Regions from separate parts of the Mus musculus genome. Here region 2 is linked to region 1. A link is a loop called in an ENCODE intact Hi-C map of the cell type or tissue named here. Cell type or tissue: left cerebral cortex. All regions are shown on one strand.

Region 1 (4,000 bases):
GCTCTTGTAGAGAGAGAGCCAAGTTCAACTCCCAGTACCCACAGTGCAGCTCACAACTGTCTGTAACTCCCAGTTCCAGAGGATCCAATGCCCTCTTCTGACCTTCCTAGGCACCAGGCACACACATGGTGAACATACATACATACTTGCAAAATACTCATACATAGAAAATAATAAATTTAAAAATATATGAAATTGAGATTTCCAAGCTTGAAATCAGCTACTTGCCAACAACATAATCTGTCACACCCATATCATCTTTATCAATGTCAATGCAATTTCCCTGCCAGTTTCTATAACACTTATATTCGAATATTACTAAAACCATTATTAAAACCTTCAAGTCAGTCCCACCTCTTGATTCTCTGATTGAGGTACTACCTGAACTAGTTTCTACACCTCAGCAAGACACGGCTCCTCTCTGGGGTAGCAAACATAAAAGGCAGAGCTTTCTACTCAGTCTGCTGAGGACAGCACTTGCCAACACTAGTTAGTAGTCAGCCGTGACAAGTTATCTGTCCCCTCGGCCCCAGCACATGGAACCTGGGACTAGTGACTTACAGCCACAGATGGCCTGTCTGCGTAGCCCAGTCAGCTGTGGGTGTGGGCTCTGTATTAGTATTTTCTGTCTGCCAGTACAAGGAAGAGACAGGCAGCACTGGGACAGGAATAGGACACTTTCAACTTGGAGATTTTAAGATAGATATTTTCTGCTTTACTTTCCATTTTCTTTGGCACCAAACTCAGAGCCCTAAAAATCAGTGTTAAATACACTTTCAGAATCTTAGAAACTCCCACTTTCCGATCTTAAGGGGCTATCACCATCAAATAATGGATCCTTTCTTCTTTTCAATGCATTCAATTACCATGAAAAGTTATATCTCAAGCAATCTCACAGAACGGTCGGTAGAAGATTTTTCCTTAAAATTAAAGTTTTCAGCCGGGCGTGGTGGCGCACGCCTTTAATCCCAGCACTCGGGAGGCAGAGGCAGGCTGATTTCTGAGTTCGAGGCCAGCCTGGTCTACAAAGTGAGTTCCAGGACAGGCAGGGCTATACAGAGAAACCCTGTCTCGAAAAACCAAAAATAAATAAATAAAATAAAATTTTCTCTCACATATTCACATAAATATCTTACTTACCAACCGTCTTCATCTCTGCACTTGGACAGTTTCGGTTCCTTATCCACAGAGACGTTACAGGAGACGCCTGGAAAGAGAGTCGCAACACTTTGTTAGTGTGGTTTGTTGTTACACACCTGCAGACAGGAACTTTTAACTCAACTTTAACTTGTATTTTAGAGGACTAGGGGAAAAAAAGAGCCCAAAGACTGGTGGGAAGTGGGGTACTCCCGTGGTTCAGCACTAAAGGGATGGGGGCCTTCTGGGAGAAGAGGTGGAACAAGGATTACTTCACATCCTTTTCTGAAAACCAGTGGGGTTAAGAGATAAACAAAATGACCCAGCGAAGAGCATTGGGACTCACCCAGTAAAGACATCGCCTACTCTGTGGCCATATACCATACACTTATTTAATCGTCCCCGTTATCCCATCATTATCCCTCGTTTTGGAGACGAGAAACTTGAGGCACAAGCAGTTGAACAGACTGCCCAAGGACACTAAGCTAAGTCCCCAAAGCAGCTGACAGAGTCCGTCAGATGTGAAAACACTCCCCTGAAGGAAGCACCTTCCTAAAACGTCAGGATGACGCTCAACCGCTGCCCTTGGGGGGCATGGAAGACCCAGGAAAAAACTTGTCACTCGTGAGCCACCCACAGGGACGCCTCTCCTGCGGTTTGCTGGGACAGCTCTCGTCCCCACCCCAGCCCCCGCAGCCCCAGGAAACCCCGACGCAGGAGGGCGGCCCGAACTGACTGCGCAACAGGATGCAGTTGGTGTCCTCCTGGCTGGCCACCCAGGTGAGCGAGTCGCCCAGTGGCCGGCGACAGCGGGCACAAAGGAACACCAGCGGGTTCTCCGCCGCGGCCGCCTTCTCCTCAGGCCGTTCCTTCTCTAGCCCTAACGCGTCTGCGCTCGACATGTTTGCCCACTTCTGCAGCCGCAGGTAGCGGCTCGAGTCTTCCGACAGACGCTTCTCCAGCAGGGGGGACTCGCTCGACATAGCCAGGCGGTTTTAACCACAAGCGGTCAAGGAACATCCCAGAGACCAGGAAGCAGCCATGACATACGAATTTGCCGCGCCCCGGAACCTCACGGGAATAATACCTCTGCGCATGCGCAAGGTGCAAGAGGCGGGGCACCGCCCGAAGGGGTGGGACCTGAAGAAGGGCCCGACTGCATCGAAGGCGCATGCTCGCCATCTGACCGGCGCGCGAGCCGCGCTCACTGCGCTTGCGTCCTGCGGTCTTCCTGAGCGAAAGCTGGTGAACTGGGGTGCTGGGGTGCTATCTGCGGGCATTTCAGCTCCTTCCGCCGCTGCTGAGAAAGTTGAAGGCTTCGAATTAAATGAGTAGCAGCTCACCTAGTTCCTCCACACTGTTAGCGGGCATGCCCGTGCTGGGTAAGCAGACCCATCTTCACGGAGCCGAAAGTGGACCCAGGAATTCCAAGCGGTGTACTGCAAGTCACATCTCTGATTCTAGCCCGTCTGCTCCCGGAGACCCGCTTTCCTACATCTAGAAAAAAACAGGGGTCTGTGGCGAGCCAAAGACGCCCCCTGCCTCAAGGACCCAGCGTTACTGAGACTAGCACTGCAAGGAAAAAATATGAGAAGCTGGAGGGGACAGCATCGCTGTGGCTACAGAGTGGGCGTGTGTCTGGGTCAGAGTATGGTTCACCCTACTCCAGGGCGGGAAGGACGGTCAGTCTAAAGAAAGTCAGCTTTTGATTTCAAAGACCACAGGCTAGAGGGAAGGCGCGCCACCACGAACAGCCTGGATGCATCAGTAAGAAACAACACGCAAAGACCACCATATCCCCCTCCCCCCCCCCCCCCCCCCCAGTCACACTACCCAGTTCGCTTCACTAAACTACATCACACTTACCACCTATTTTCGTATCTCTGGCCACTAGCAAAAAGTTTCAAATCCTAAGTCGTTGACCTGACCGAGGTGGTACCAGGCTGGAAACTAGAAAGGCTATTTTGCCTTCTCTGAATATGATTTTGACTTTCTGTTTTTTGAATCTTTTTTTTTTTTTTTTTGTCCAGGCTGCCCAGGAATTCATTATGTAGCTCACCCACAGTGATCCTCCTGCTTCAGCCTCCCACATGCTAGGATAACAGCCCAGCCCAGAGGCAAAGAAATGACTCCTTTTGGAACCTATTTCAACAAGTCCCTGAGGCGTATCGACCTTTAACCGCCAGGAATCCTGTGGTCCTGCTTGAGGTGTGCCAAGACGGAACGGAGCAAAGAATACCATAAACCAACAGACTTTGCAAATACACTGGAAGGTACACCAATAGGCAGATTACAGCAAAGCAGTGGGACCCTGCTGTAGACCCTGATGCTACCTGGCCATACTCTTAGCATTTTGGTTATAAGCTGGGGAATCTGTTTGTACACATTAAAGTATTTAACTAATAGTCAGAAGGATATGGCCACATACAAGGGAGGGGAGTAAATGACCACGGAGGGGACTCAAGGTAACCCCAAATTACTGGGCTTTGAACTTCCAACCTCTCCACATCACTGATGCTCTGATCCTCCAGCTAGCCATTGTAGTCTCTTCTTCTTTCCTGGAAATTTCCTTTAAAGTTCCAAGATCCCCAGTGGATGCAGGAAATAGCAGACGTTGCCAAACACTCTAGAACCAATGTTTTGTTTTGCTGAACTAGGTGTGGTGGGAAGGGAGGGGAAGGAAAAGACAGGAGAAAGGACAGATAGAGGAAGCAGGAGGAGAAATGAATGGATGAGGCCTTGAGCATCTTCCTGAACAGATTGTGGGTTCATTTTTATTTGCATGTATTTAAGGGGGAACATGAACATGCTGGAGGTCAGAGGACAACTTGAAGCCTCTTGTTTTCTTCCTGAGGATTGAACT
Region 2 (4,000 bases), 350 kb before region 1:
AGAAGAAGGAGAAGAAGAAGAAGAAGGAGAAGAAGAAGAAGGAAAAGAAGAAGAAGAAGAAGAAGAAGAAGAAGAAGAAGAAGAAGAAGAAGAAGAAGAAGAAGAAGAAGAAGATCCAGATTAAAAGTGGGTTCTCACACATCAATTAATTTAATTACAAAAATCTCTCACAGGTGTCCATAGCCTCCTCTTGACTTTTAGCTACTTGTAGATGTATTCAAGTTGACAAACAAGACTAGGTCCCGCAAGTATCAAGCAGCCCAATGCTGCAGTGATGTCTCCCGCTGCAGGTCTAGAAAGTCAGCACTGAGCTAGTTCATTGTCACACAGGAAGGCAGACAGAAGTAGAGTGGATCCCCAGTCCCATGGTTCCTTATTGCCTCAGGGGCTGAGGCAGCTGCGTAAGACATCCAGGACGTCTTAATTCCACTATGACTGCATCAGGTCACACCTTAGCTCACATCGGTGGCTGTGGGTAGGAGGGACTACCGATGACCCTCTGACAGAAGGAAAACACAGGCTGTGCAAAGGTACGAGTCACAAGAAGACAGGGACTGCATTGTGGCTGCATCTGGGGGAAGCCCCGAGGGCAGCTAAGGAACCTCCCAGGATGTCTCATCTCTCTCCTGTAGACAGAATCCTTCTCCTCACCTTGCCCTTTGCTGATGAATCAATCTATCATATGGCTACCTGTTGCTTAATTTTTCTACTAAGCATCTATCTAGGTGCCATTTTTTTAAACTGTTATCCATCATCTATCTATCTAGAGTTTATTGATCTACTCATATCTATTTGCCTGCCATCTATTAGTCATCCTTTAACTATCTCTTATCTATCTTTTTTTTTTGAGACATAGTTTCACACAGGTAGCTCAGGTTGGTCTGGTAACCACTAAGAAACCTAGGTTGGTCTTGAACTCCTAGCCTTAACTTGAATTACAGGTGTGTGCTTCACACCCACTTCAGCTCTCTGCCTCTTTCTGTAGCTATATATTGTCCAGTTAAGTTTTATCTAAATATCATGTGTCATCCTCATTATTATTATCAATGCGTCTGTTTATCTGCCATCTATTAATTTATCTTTCGATCATCTGCCTACTATTTTCACATAATTTTTGTTAATTGACCTGTCTAGTGATTTATCTATCATCTTCAATCTTTCTACATAGCGGTTCATTGGCAGTAATAAAGGCCTCAAAAGAGACACACCAGAAGTTCAGGGTCACAAAGGCAGGAACATAGGCTTGTGGGTGGGCTGCAGCAGTGAGCACAAGGCATGAAGTTGTCTACTTCAGGATGCTTCCGGGACGCTTCCATTGAAGAGGAGTTAGACAGCCATGTCTTTAAAAGCATTCACTCTTGATTGTAATTTGTTGTTTTATGAATTACATCTTTAATTACTATGATGTAATATAGTTGTGCTAATAACAACAAAACAAGCAAAAAAAAAAAATTCTTCTTTTTCCAGATGAAGAAAGCTGACTCTCAGAGGTGAGAAATCACTTTGTGGTCCCTTGTTAGGACGTGCAGGGAAAAGAGTCCGCCAGCAGGGGGCGCCCACCTCTTCTGGTCCGCGTCAGTCCACCTACCTGCTCTAGGCAGCCCTCCGCCATCAGTTTGGGCTCAGGCCAATGCTAAGGTGTCTTTTCTCTTAACATCTCTGTGTCTCCATTCGCAACCACACAGGGTTGCTCATCGCGTGCTCACTCTGTAACTCCCTTGCTACTGCAGGTTACGTCCAGAAATGGACAGTGGCAGCGTTCAGCTAGGCATGGTCAATAAGCTTAGTATTGATGGTAACCTTTTCCATAACCCACACATGCAGCTTATCATGGAGGTTTATCTCTGTAGCAAAAATACTTACTTTATTCCAATGTGCCTTTGGGGTGCGTATAATATTCAGCAGGACACAATTTTCCTGCAGTTTCTCTTTTTCTCCTTTTGTTTATTATGGTGAGTTAAAAGTTCATCCAACCTTTGAGGTCAGCCTGGTGTACAGAGTGTATTCTAGGACAGCCAAGGATGCAGAGTCAGGAGACCCTGTCTTGAAAAAAAAATACAATAAAATCATCCAACCACCACAAATTTGTATTGCTTTCCTTCCAGGAGTCAGCCTCTATGCACAGCTCCCCTAACTAAAATCCCAACTCTCCTGGGGCTGTAGTTCCTGGAAGAAATACAAACAATAAGCAAAATAACAAGGAAACCATGTAATTTCTTGGTCAGCAATAAATACTACAAAAAGAAGAAGGGGGAGAAAGAGGAGAAGGAGGAGGAGGAGGAGGAGAAGGAGGAGGAGGAGGAGGAGGAGGAGGAGGAGAAGAAGAAGAAGAAGAAGAAGAAGAAGAAGAAGAAGAAGAAGAAAAAGAAGAAGAAGAAGAAGAAGAAGAGGAGGGAAGATTAAGGAGGTGAGTCACAGGGAGGTGGATCCGTTTATACTATGGAAAAAGTCACAGAAAAGGCACAAGTTAGTGACATTTGAATCAAGACAAGATGATGAGAGTCAGCTCTGTGGGGGGTAGAGTTCTCTCTCTCTCTCTCTCTCTCTCTCTCTCTCTCTCTCTCTCTCTGTGTGTGTGTGTGTGTATAGATATTCTAAGGAACAGGAAATTCAGGGAGACCACTTGGCAGGGGGCTTCTGTGCCTGTAGGGGGTTAAAGAGGTTATGTGAGGTATGGGAAGAGTGTGGTACCTGGTGGTGAGGTGGAGATCTTAGGTCCTTGTAAAGCCACAGGGGTGACATCGGTTTTGATGTGAGATGGGACACCACTTCCACCAGACAAACATGTGCAAGGGGACTGTGCAGGACGGCGTCTTCCCTGTGGAATGTTTCAAATGTCATTTCTCCTCCATCTGGGACTCAGAATCATCTGAAAATCCTGTGTTCCCTGATGGTGGAGGTGGAGGATAATTGTTCTCGCAACAGTACATCCCTTGGCTCCTGTGGACCTCGGCAGGCACAACTGTGTTGAGAGTACGTTCCTAGAGGGGCAACCGGCATCTTGTGTGAAAGAATGTATCGTTTCACTCAGAATGTCATTGTGGAGGACGCTGGGAGGCAGTTGTGGGGGGTTGGCACGGTGTCACCGCCCACCTCCCATCACATTGAAGTTGTCACACACCCTAGAGCCCAGAACCACCCTCACCTCCCCCCACAGATAAGAGTTAAGATGATGTCCTAGGCTGAGCACCTGCAATGAGCCAGGAACACAGGTGTGGGGACACATCTGTATGTGTGCCTGTTTGTGTGTGGATCACATGTGTGCAGTGCTCAAGGAGGCCAGAAGGGGGCATCAGATACCCTGAAACTGGAGTTACAGATTGGAGAGCGAGGTGGTTTTGGCTTGGCATAAAAGCAAGGGACTCCAGTTAGGTGAGATGATGGTGGTTGGAATAAGGTGACAGGAGAGCCGCAGGTGGCCACAGATGGGCGTGGTTTGTCTGATAGAAGAGATAGAGACAAGGATTAAGGAGGTGAAGAAGCAAAGGATGACTGCTTGATATTTGGGTGAACTTGAGTGAAGCCCAAGAAAAGAGAACGGAGAGGTGTGGGTGGTAGCCCCAGATGAGGTCTGAGGTCTCATCAGATGGCTTGCTGAAATGAAGTCAGCCCATGAGACTTGGAACGAGGAAGAGGTCCAATCTAGCGGTCAGACCTGAGACTCATGATATCTAAGAGAGGCACGTGTGGGCTTTGGGACATTTTGGGTTAACTTCTCTGAGACTGGCTCCCATTGGCTCATTTATCTGAATGTTTGTTCTGCAGTGGGTGGAGCTGTTTGGGGAGGACTAGGAGGTGTGGCCTTGTTGGAGGAGGAGTGTCGCTGAGATTTTAAAAGCCCATGCCATTCCTAGTTTGCTTCTCTCTGCCTTGAGGTTCTTATCTCACACTTAAGCTCTTAGCTACTGCTACAAAGCCAAGCCCGACTGCTTGCTGCCATGCCTCCTATCAGCCCGGTCTTAGATCCCACTATCCGCAGGAACCACAGACCCCAAACTAA

The links. A loop is a pair of places that touch in the nucleus more often than their neighbours do. Peaks named below come from ENCODE experiments on the same cell type or tissue, not always from the same donor. Only the 100,000 strongest peaks of a DNase experiment are listed, where the experiment ranks them.
Region 2: it touches region 1 in a loop (3-fold over the local background); 25 of 42 quality-filtered maps call a loop at or near these places.

The regions. Positions count from the first base shown.
Region 1 is chr16:90,725,153-90,729,152 of GRCm38, forward strand. Mis18a (MIS18 kinetochore protein A) reads right to left here and starts at 2,219. Exons shown (of 5, transcript NM_025642.1): 1 at 1,874-2,219; 2 at 1,141-1,207. The coding sequence starts at 2,120. Gm17518 (a long non-coding RNA gene) reads left to right here and starts at 2,268. Exons shown (of 2, transcript XR_876238.3): 1 at 2,268-2,519; 2 at 3,168-4,000. In left cerebral cortex, a CTCF peak has its summit at 2,163; a DNase peak (open chromatin) is centred at 2,293; H3K4me3 peaks cover 1,432 bases; H3K27ac peaks cover 543 bases.
Region 2 is chr16:90,378,537-90,382,536 of GRCm38, forward strand. No RefSeq gene overlaps it. Among named protein-coding and RNA genes, the nearest start is that of Hunk, 5.9 kb to the right of the region's middle. In left cerebral cortex, CTCF peaks have their summits at 1,544 (motif pointing right) and 3,280 (motif pointing right); DNase peaks (open chromatin) are centred at 1,558 and 3,288.